Regions from separate parts of the Homo sapiens genome. Here region 2 is linked to region 1. Evidence: chromatin contacts called from ENCODE Hi-C or POLR2A ChIA-PET data. All regions are on one chromosome and are shown on one strand. Each heading gives the region's core, a stretch centred on a gene start or an enhancer-like site at or near the end of the contact. The rest is flanking DNA. Distances are from core to core; before and after follow the strand shown. Region 1 holds the start of VRK2 (VRK serine/threonine kinase 2). Region 2 has its middle 73 kb from the start of LINC01122.

Region 1 (4,829 bases), core at 1,920-4,419:
GTGCTGATCTTGTCTTTCCAACTAGAATAGACACTTAAGTATTTAATAAGCAGATATTTATTGACCAAACTTCATTCATTCATTCATTCAAAACTACAATCTTAATTTTATCAGAAGAGGATCTTTTATATTTCAGGATCCATGAAGCATGTTTTTCTGGAAATATGTGATGAGAACCCAAGATTCCCTCAACGGAGGTATTTTATCAACTCCTTAATCTCCTATAGAAATAGATGTGATCTCAAGTCTCAAGTGAGTACATTTAGGAGAATTTATCCTTGAGGGTATATTTTTAAAAATCACTACTATTTTCCTTATTTTATTAATCAATCTTTTAATGGATATCCCCTCCTCATTCCAACTCAATGATCCATTAAAGTTCAGTGTAATTTTTAAATGCTTAAATGCAATGTAAAGGCCTATCCAGCCCATGGTTCCTTACCTGTACCACAGATCACAGAAAATAATTTTGAGTGTTTATTTTTTCAATTATCCCAAGAATGGCACATCCCTAGGGACCACTCTAGATGCACGAGAGAGAAGTTAATTCATTTCACAGAATAGATGCCTTAAGTTTTATCTATGAATTCTCCAGTAGAGCCCAATTAAGAAATGACTAGACTCTTGTATTGCCTAAATATTGATTAAGATTCACAAACAGAAAGTGTTTTTATCTATACAGTTGTGGTTTCTCATCTGAAAAAAGCATGTTTCTAAGAAAACAAGCTCTCAAAAAAAAAGAAAGTTAGCATTTTGTCTGGCAGATTGTATAATTATGCTCTAAAAAGACTTCTAAGATTTACTCAGAAAAACATGGACAACAAGGAGTGGGTCAGTGATGTCTTGAACCTAGACACTGTACTCTATTATTACTTAATCGAGTACAATCATGAATTTTAATAAAGTACACATATGAATTCCATATTTCCATTCTTAAAATACCACTAAGTAATCACGGTTACAGTCACAGATATAAGAATAATTGTTAATTTAAGGTTTTACTTTACCTAAATATATCAATCCAAATCCTCCAGAGCCAATCTTCTTGCCCAGTACCCACTGATTGCCTTCCATATCATCCAGAACCTTGCCTTCTGGAAATGGAATAGGAAGTTTGTATTTTTCATTTCTTTTTGGTGGCATCACTTCTGTTGGCAGAAGGGGTGAGATAAATGGGTAAAAAGAAAAACAAACAAACAAAACTCTTAAAATACACTTCCCAAAATGTCTTCAATAGGGAACTTTCCCAGGTTCCCAGAAATTAGGATTCTAAAGTTAATTCAGTTTGGAAAAGCCCACACATTATATTCAAATTAGAAATTCACATACATTACAATACTGAGATCTAAGAGGTATAGATATTTTAAAAAAACAGAAGCAAACTAACCAAATTTCATCCAAAATTCATTTCGGGGTTCTATAGCACATATTAACAGTGCAGGACACACCTTAAGAAACACGAAATTAACAATTTCCAATGAAGAAAGAAAATAAATTTCATGTACATGGAAATATTGCTGTCACTGAGAATGTAAAATGTTAAAAGTGAGAAGGTCTTCAGTCACTAGAAAAGAACACAGGATTGGATTGGGAAGACACAGACAATGGCAATGGACATCTCACCACCGTGATACTAGGTACTCAGTAAACATTTGTTAAATGAGCCAGGGATTTTCACGGATATGTAACTTAGCAGAATACTAGGCCATCAGTTCTCGGGCTGCCAAAATATTCTCAGCATTTTGTCTTCTTACCCTCTTTCTCAGTTTATCACAGTGAAAACAGTCCTGCCTTAGAGATTACAACTGTGCCACCAACAACAAAAGCATAATCTCCACAGCACAGCCATGCAACTTTAATCAACTAATTATAATTGTACATAGGTTAGCAAATTTCTCAATGGGAAATTCTGAGTTAAAAGAGAAAATTTCTTAGGGGAAAATACATATGCCAGCATACATGCCTGAAAATAATTTAAATGTGAAGGTAACCATGATCCTCTAAGTATTTAAAACTATTAAGAGTTTCTGACATGAAAGTTAATTAAAAACGTATATACGTAAATGTAAAGTTTTCTTAATATAATCTTCCTAGCTTCCATAAAAGAAAGTATCTGTTTTTCCTTTAACGGGTTTTTCCTCCTTCACTTAACTGCTTTTTTACTTAGCAGTATTGTCCCAGGTAGAGTCGCTGCGTGTATCTTTAACAATATTCACCTTCCTCCTGATAGGCACACAAGGGCTGGGAATTTGGATGGTGAACTATGCCTAGAGCATTGATTGTATCATAAAGCAGGAAAAGTTTTTGTGGAGGTTTCCCTTGACCAGTACATTATATAGGCTGGTGCCTATTACAGATTTACTGATTTAAAACTTAAAGTCTCCAAAGTGTAAACTACTGATTAAGGAATAAATTCTAAATAATTATAAAAAAGATAAATACACTTTGGGGCAAGGCAGCGGCCTCAGGGCTTGAGGCGGTAAGGGAGACTCTACGAAATGTACATCCTGGGGGCGAGTCCCGAGTTCATCTGCCAAGGGAAACGACAGCCTCTCAGGGCCCGTCCCTGTCAGGGGTGTCCCTTCGGCTTCTGGGTACCTTCCCAGGGCTAAGATGAGTCCTCAACACGAGTTTCCGAGCAAACTGGTACCCAGGGGTTAACATGTGCCTGGGCTGACCTCCAACCCCGCCGCGGCCCCTGACCCTGCGGAAGGTAACGAGAAGCAGCGCGGCCCAGCCGCCTGGTCCGTCCGCCCTTAGCACGCCGGGGACCTACGGCCAACCCCGCGCCCCAACTTCCCGCCACAAGTTCTCTCTGCACCGGCAAAAAGAGAAACTCCACCCACTTTTCCGCTAACACGTCGGACCCGCTTTTGGCAAACGTGAGTAGAAGGGGACGCCTTGTTCTCACTCCCAGCGGGGAAAAAAGAACCAAACGCGGAAGCAGCGACTCTGCCCGGGCCGGAGCTGAGGCCCGGGGGCTGGGACGGCCCGGAGTCCCCGGCATCTAACTCCGACGGCAGCCCTTTTCCGAGCGGGGCCGCGGCTCCGGCACTGCAAGCGGAGGTGCCGCCCGCCACCCAAGACCCCAGAGCAAGAGACTGACCGGGCCTCAGGATCCCCCGTCGCCGGGCCGCGCGCACCGCCTCCTACCTGCCGCTGCGACGAGGCGGAGCCCCCGGGCCTACAGTCCCGCGGGGAGGCGGGCCCAGCACTCGAGCCTGCCCTCCCTAGGACCTGCCTAACTTCTCTCCAGCTGCGTCGGCCTCGCAGTGCAGCGGCCCGCGGAGCCTCACACAGGCCGCAGCCGGTTCCTTTCAGCGGCCTGTCCACGCCCCGGAGACGCCCAGGGGAAGGAGAGGGCGCGGCTACATGGGGAATGGGAGCTGTGTTACTACCTCCACCCTGGCCCGCCAGCGTCTGGACGAAGAACCGCCGCCAGACCAGTTTGGTACGAAATAAGCACGACATGCATTTGTGTAGGAGTGTTAGATCTCCTGTACCACAACCTGAGTACTACGAGCTTCCAAATGGCTAGTCCTTACCGAGCTCTCGCCGAGCAACTAACTATTGGTACTAGCGAAGACTCCAGTTAGGAGGGCCTGTATGTAACTCACCGCGTTTAAGTTCTCAAAGGCATATTGGTTCAGGACCTATTTCTGCCATTAATCGTAGGATAATTTAACACCGTAATTAACAAACTTCAGGTTTTTTTGTCTGTGAAATGGAAATAACCCTTGTTGTTAGATTATAAGGTTATTGGTTATAAGATTATGACAATAAGGTGAGGACTTTATTAAGCAGTTTTCTAATACATAAAGACTCATAGTGGCCAGGTGCGGTGGCTCACGCCTGTACTCCCAGCACGTTGGGAGGCCGAGGCGGGTGGATCATCTGAGGTCAGGAGTTTGAGACCAGCCTGGCCAACATGGTGAAACCCTATCTCTACTAAAAATACAAAAAATTAGCCAGGCGTGGTGGCGGACGCCTGTAATCCCAGCTACTCGGCAGGCTGAGGTAGGAGAAGCGCTTGAACCCAGGAAGCAGAGATTGCAGTGAGCAGAGAGCGCGCCACTGCACCCCAGCCTGGGCAGCAAGAGGGAAACTCAGTCTCGAAGGAAAGAAAAAAAAGACTCATAGTAAGCTTATATTTTAGACTAAACCAAACAAATGCTTAGACAAAGATTATTAATACGTCAGCATTCTACATAGTAACCACCAATAATTGGTTGGGATACAAATACTGAAAGGAAAATTAGAGCCCTTTAATGACTTTGATAGAATAAGGAATTGGGGCTCCCTACATCTTTCAGACTGTCACCAAAATGAAAGATGGCATGAGAAGACGTTTCTAAAAACAAACAAAAAAGTATTTTTAAAGAAACAGTCCATAGAATAATTGTGCCCTTAGTCATTCACTGGTCCAACAGTGTCCTTTCTTATTTTCTTAAGATATTTATATAACAGATGCATAATTACAGATATTTATGTAACAGATGCATAATAATCCTAATATCCATATTGGGTACTCTTTCCTCCTTTCCAAATTTGTTTAGCTTTCCACCACTTCCCCGGCTCCCTTTTGAGAAGAAACAACTCCAGTAGCAACCACAGCAGATTACTTGTAGGTGGTTCCTCTCCCTACAGGCATGTATCCAGTGTTAGTAAATCCTGTTGGCTCAACCTTCAAAATACATCCAGCATCTATCACTTAGCACCCTTACCTGCATTCTGGCCCAAACCATATTTTTTCTCTAGGTAATTGTATTACCCTCCTAAATGTTTTATACCCTCTTATCCCTTTAGTCTGTTCACAGCAAGCAGCCACA
Region 2 (5,418 bases), core at 838-3,337, 400 kb before region 1:
CTGAGATTCTAACAAGGAGAAACAACAATAAATAGAATACACAAAAAAAATCACGTAGCATTTAAAAGGTGATAGATTCTTTGGAACATGAAATGTAGAGCAGAGTAACGGGATGGGAGTGTAGGGGGTTGCAACCTGTAATGCAGTGGTTAAGATAGGGTTTACTTAGAGGTGACATCTGAGCAAAGACTTGAAGGAGGTGAGGGCATTAGTAACATAGATCTGTGGCGAAGACCTAGAACAAAGAACTAGAAACGCGCCTGGTGCTGTTGAGGGACAAAAAAGAGGCCAGAGGGGCTTGAGGGAACCTGGGGAGGGGAAAGGTAGTAGGAAATAAGGTCAGAGGCCATTGGTGTGGGGGTTTGAAGGGACATATCATGGCAGTGAAATGAGTGCTATTACAGAGTTCTGAAGCTGAGGAGTGACATCATCTGACTTTTAATTTAAAAGGAGCTTCTGGCTGCTGTGTTGAGAGTGCTGGGGTGTGTGAGAAGTAGGAGTAGGGGGACCAATTAGTAGGCCCTGTAGTTATGTAAGCAAGAGATGATAGTGACTCACACACTTCATGCAAGCACTGGAGCCGGTAAGAAGCGGTTAGAGTTTCATATCACTTTTTTACTTTTGTCATATTATGTACATGTCTTATTGCCACTTCTAGACTCTGCACTACTTGAGGCCAGAATTTGTGTTCATTTTTGCATGTCCAATGGGTACTCAATATTTTTAATGAATAAATAAATGAATGGTCACTAGACAAAGAATCTAGCTTATCAATATCTTTGGCACACACCCTGAATTTCAAGGCGTATTTATAAATGGACAATAGCACCACCAAGAGCATCAACTTTGAATAAGGGCAAAAAAAAAAAATGAATAAAATCTACATACTGCAGAACTGATAGCAGAATAATATAAAGGGAAAGATAGCCTTTATTTTACCTGTGTTTTATTTAATTTTTGATGAGTGTTTAGAAGTAATCTATTATATTTTCTCTATGTTCTTCTTGAAGTAAAGTAGTAGCCAAGGGAGAGAGAAATTTCTGTAGCATACAGACAGGTTCACAGTAGGTTTTGTCATGGAAATATTTATCATTATAAGAGCCAGTCAAGTGACATTCCATAATGCTAGCCCTTTCTGTAGTTAACACTGCAGGGAAGAAATCTCTCTCTGTCTTCAAATTCCAGTATAATAATAAAAAAGAAAACAACAAATGCATATAAAATAAATAACTTCTCCAACACATACGTACTCGACATTACAACAGAAAAGTTATGCAATCATTTGCTATTAAATCACAAACTTCCAAAACTTCAAAAGAGCAAGAGGAAAATTCCTTCAGAAAAAAACAAATTACCCATGTATGGATAATGTCCATACATAGTTGCAGAATATAGCTAAAGAAATGTTCTTTTTAAATAAGTGGTCTACATTTTAAAACTGCAACATCCAAATTGGGTATAGAGTTTGAGAAAAAGCTGCTATGTGCAATGTGGAAATAATTTATAAATACTTATAAAACATTCAGGAAGGGAGTAGATTTCAATACCTTTCTTTAATATATAATGTTTTTAAAGAAATCATTACAGTAGCAATGAATCTTTGCGATGGAAGCAGTAGTTTTACAGTTTGGATTCTAGAACCACAAAATTCCTGATCAACTCTGTAATTAGAAGGGAAATTTTCATCTTTCTAAGTTGTGTCTCCTATTTCTCCATTCCCTATTTCTATTTTCTCTAGTAACCATTGAAAAGATCAAGTTCAACTTATGACAAATCTAATTGAAAAATACCAGCCTGAATTGGAGGTTAATGTTTTCAGACAGTGGTTCTGCCATCTAATCATTCCACAAATATTTATTGGGTACTTAATATTTCCTGCCAAAGAGATAAGGTCATTACCTTTAAGAAGTTAAAATTTAATGAGGAAGAGATACAAACACGCAGTAAAATAGTTTGACAGTGCCCTAATAGAGCTATGCTCAAGGTACTACTAGGCCCACTCAGCGTGCTATGGGGACGCAGGGAGGCAGGGAAGGCCTATGGGAGGAGGCGCTGTTTCCACGTTGTGAAGGATGAGCAAAGCTGGTCAGAGAAAACAAAGGGAAAGGGAATCCTCAGCAGAGGGCGCCATGATCATGATCTCATTTTTAGAACTGCCCCAATAGCTGTGGGGAAGACAAAAGTGATAGCAGTAGGCTGGAGGCAGGAGGATCACTCCAGAGGCTTAGAGGAATCCAGGGAGGAAATCATGAGGGTCTGAACGTAGGAAATGGCAGTCGGAAAGGAAACAAGGGGCAAGTTCAAGATATATTTAGGAAATAGACCATAAAAGATGTGGCATTGACTAGTCAGGAAGAATGAAGAGAGGAAGAATGAAGAAGAATGAAGGACAGGGAGGGAGTTAGGAGCTTGAGAGGCTGGATATATGGAGAGCTGAACTCTAAGGGAAGAAATGCAGGAGAAGAAATGGGTGAAACAACAGCAGAGCGGATGTTTTTTGAAACTCAAAAGATTTGTCATGACATGTATTTGACATTATGACTAATTGACAAATATAAACTAGCTGTGGTATGAAGATATTCTACCCACAGAGCCTATTCAGAGTCATGAACATTACAGAGATCACTGAGGAATACTTGAAGAAACTCCTTCCATTCTCCCTGGTCACCAAATGTAAAGTATTGACGAGATAGAGACTAGCAGTCAGTATAGATTTTAGATATTTGTTTAGTGAATATTTACCAATTTTAGAACTTCCATTACACAATCAGAGGCATGGCTTCTGAAAAAAAAATCTTAGCATACTGTATTTTCGTGAACATTAACATATATAATGGAAAGGAGAGTAAAACAATAATTTTTAAAATATTTAACTTTATTTACAAATTAATGGTGACTTTTTCATTTCAGATCTTAAGTGTCAAGTTAATTCACTCATTAAAATTTAGATACATTTTAATACCCTATTATATTTTATTATTCAAGGACTTTCTTACCATACAAAGAAGATGAAATGCTCTTTCAGACCAGTTATCATTTCTGGTTACTATTTCCTTTTTTTCTTGTCTGATTCCAAATGTGCACTGGGAATATCAACAATACCCATGAAATAAATCCCTTCTCAAGCAGGACATTCTGAGTATCTGATTTATCACTCTGCATAGCTCCCATTAAATAATTTCTACAGTTTCAATAATAACCACAACTCTAGAATAATATATACTAGGATGCTCTATTTCAAGATCTGTAAAACTAGACATATATGAGAAAAATTTATAATATTTTAATATATTTCTGGACTCATGAATAATGAGTCATTTTTGTTAGATTATACAAATATGATCCACCAATAAAACATTTCATCTCAAATGTAACCAGATTTTGTCTACCTAGTATAAAGTAAGGAAATCCTGCATACTCCAGCAAAAAAAAAAGAAAAGAAAAAAGCATTCTCTAAATCAGTGTTCAGTGTTTTTCAAATTGCAGATGTGACCTATTTGTAGATCATGAAATCAATTTGGTGAGTTACAACCAGCATTTTTACACAATGGAATAGAATACAAAAGAACAGATATCAGAGTATATTACATTTCATAAGAGTATGTATGGTTTTGTAAAAGTTTGGTATATATGTATGTGCATACTGGGTACTAACATTAAATATTTCTTATCAGGAGTTGCATTTAAAGAAATTTGAAAGCCCCTGGTTTAAGTAACTTTGTCCACAGTATTGCTGAGACTTGTCAGGGGTCTACAGCTCAAATGTGAAATGAAAATAAATTTTAAGAGATGTGAAGATTAACTTTTCTACAACAGTTCTCTGAAACTCAAGCACTCACTTACTTTAAGCTGTCAAATATTTTACAAAATAATACCTAACAAATAGGATCAAAGGTTTCTCCTATACTATGTTTTGTAACTAAGAATATGTGGTCCAATATCACTAAATGACAGATTCTAACTTGCTTGATTGAGCCTTGCTATTTAGTAGTCATTACGGATAGAAGTTTCATTTAGTTGCATTGATCTTGTATTTAACTTTAGAATAAATTCAGAAGCTGAGCCATAAAATGTATGGTATGAATCCTTAACCCATGAGGACCCTTAAAAGGTCAAGAAAGCAACTGTAATTCCCACAAAAAACACACAAATGCATATGTTATCATTATATATAGCCTACACGAATATGCCCCAACATGTTATCATTAGGTATAAACCAGAGAATATTCTACAGTATTTTAATTCTACTATACTTAAATAATACATAAAAGACACAAATACAGTTTTCATTTTTATGCTCCACTGCAATTTTATGAGGTCTAAAAAACATAAAAGTTACATACAAGTCTTTATTTATGCCACCAAGAGTAAGTTTTATCCTTGGAAATGCTTAAAAACTTGGCCTAATACATACTGCCCAGTTATTCCTCATCCTTTGATTCCTTAACCTATATTTTTGTGAATAAATTTTAAGTCAGAAATTACTGATAAAGTATCAGTCATGAGTTTCACCTGAACTCAAAATTCTCCTCTTTTGAGAGAGCTATAATAAGTGGAAGTTTATATTTTATTTCATTGCTATCATTTCATTCCTTAGGTTCTTTATGGTGTTTTTAAAAATCCATAATATAATTCTATGAGAGTTAACATAATAGACTGTAACAGCTGTTATGGTCTATTGTGTAAATAAGTAATTACAGAATTTACAGACTATCATGTAAATATATAATTATGGACTTTTTAAAATGTGCATTATTTACTCGATAGTCTATCGTTTACATATGTAATTATGGACTTTAAAACATGTATTATTTACTCAGTCTGTAACAGCTCCTTGGGACAGAGTCGTTCTGGCCTATCGGGTAAACATGTAATTACAGAAATTTTTTAAATATGTATTATTTATCTGATAGTGCTGCTACAGATTATCACATCCATACGTAATCATAGATTTTTTAAAAGTGGGTATCATTACTTTGTAAAATGCTTCTGCAAGTCAACTCAGAGACTTTCAGTTCATGGCTCAGTTATCCAAAACTATGTGGTGATTCCTCCATATAGAATATTTGCAAAGAAAAGTGTTTTTTTTGCAAGTAATCTAAGTAAATTTTCAAGTTTCCTGAAGAAGTTATAAAAAACTGACCCCAAAGAAAACAAGTCATTTTGAGAACTGACCCCAAAGAGAACAAGTCATTTTGAGAGACGGGATATTTTTATAATAGTCTCTAGCTTAAGGTTCTTTTATCTTTCATTTTTTCAGTTATCTACATTACCATAATATTTATTTTTTAAAGCCAGAACCTCTTAATTCATCTGGTTTCTTTAAGGCAGAGTATCTGGCATGCATTTTACCTGTTATCTCCTTTAATATTCAATTATGTACACCTCCTTATGCAGTAGTATACTGGTAAATGTTTA

What was found. A loop is a pair of places that touch in the nucleus more often than their neighbours do. ChIA-PET counts read pairs that join two places held with the same protein, here RNA polymerase II (POLR2A). Pooled maps may share reads with other maps.
Region 2: a map of PC-3 shows a loop between it and region 1 (4-fold over the local background). The contact joins the enhancer-like site here to the promoter of VRK2 in region 1. A Hi-C loop is called at or near these places in 5 of 168 maps with a recorded cell type or tissue (HepG2, IMR-90, MCF 10A and 2 more), 9 of 37 single-sample maps with no recorded cell type and 9 of 50 pooled maps. POLR2A ChIA-PET finds 5 or more read pairs at or near these places in 2 of 52 experiments (A673 and WTC11).

The regions. Positions count from the first base shown.
Region 1 is chr2:58,045,146-58,049,974 of GRCh38, reverse strand. It overlaps VRK2 (VRK serine/threonine kinase 2), which reads right to left and starts at 3,169. Exons shown (of 13, transcript NM_006296.7): 1 at 3,107-3,169; 2 at 1,008-1,148. The coding sequence starts at 1,143. LOC107984043 (formin-2-like) reads left to right here and starts at 2,742. Exons shown (of 3, transcript NR_171623.1): 1 at 2,742-3,451. RefSeq lists a silencer at 2,917-3,186 and enhancers at 2,790-3,345, 3,337-3,456, 3,346-3,901.
Region 2 is chr2:58,444,905-58,450,322 of GRCh38, reverse strand. No RefSeq gene overlaps it. Among named protein-coding and RNA genes, the nearest start is that of LINC01122, 73 kb to the left of the region's middle. Within about 2 kb of position 2,087, at least 2 of the 41 ENCODE cell types and tissues checked have a DNase peak (open chromatin) inside an H3K27ac peak, as active enhancers do; they include PC-3, where a contact is called at or near this core.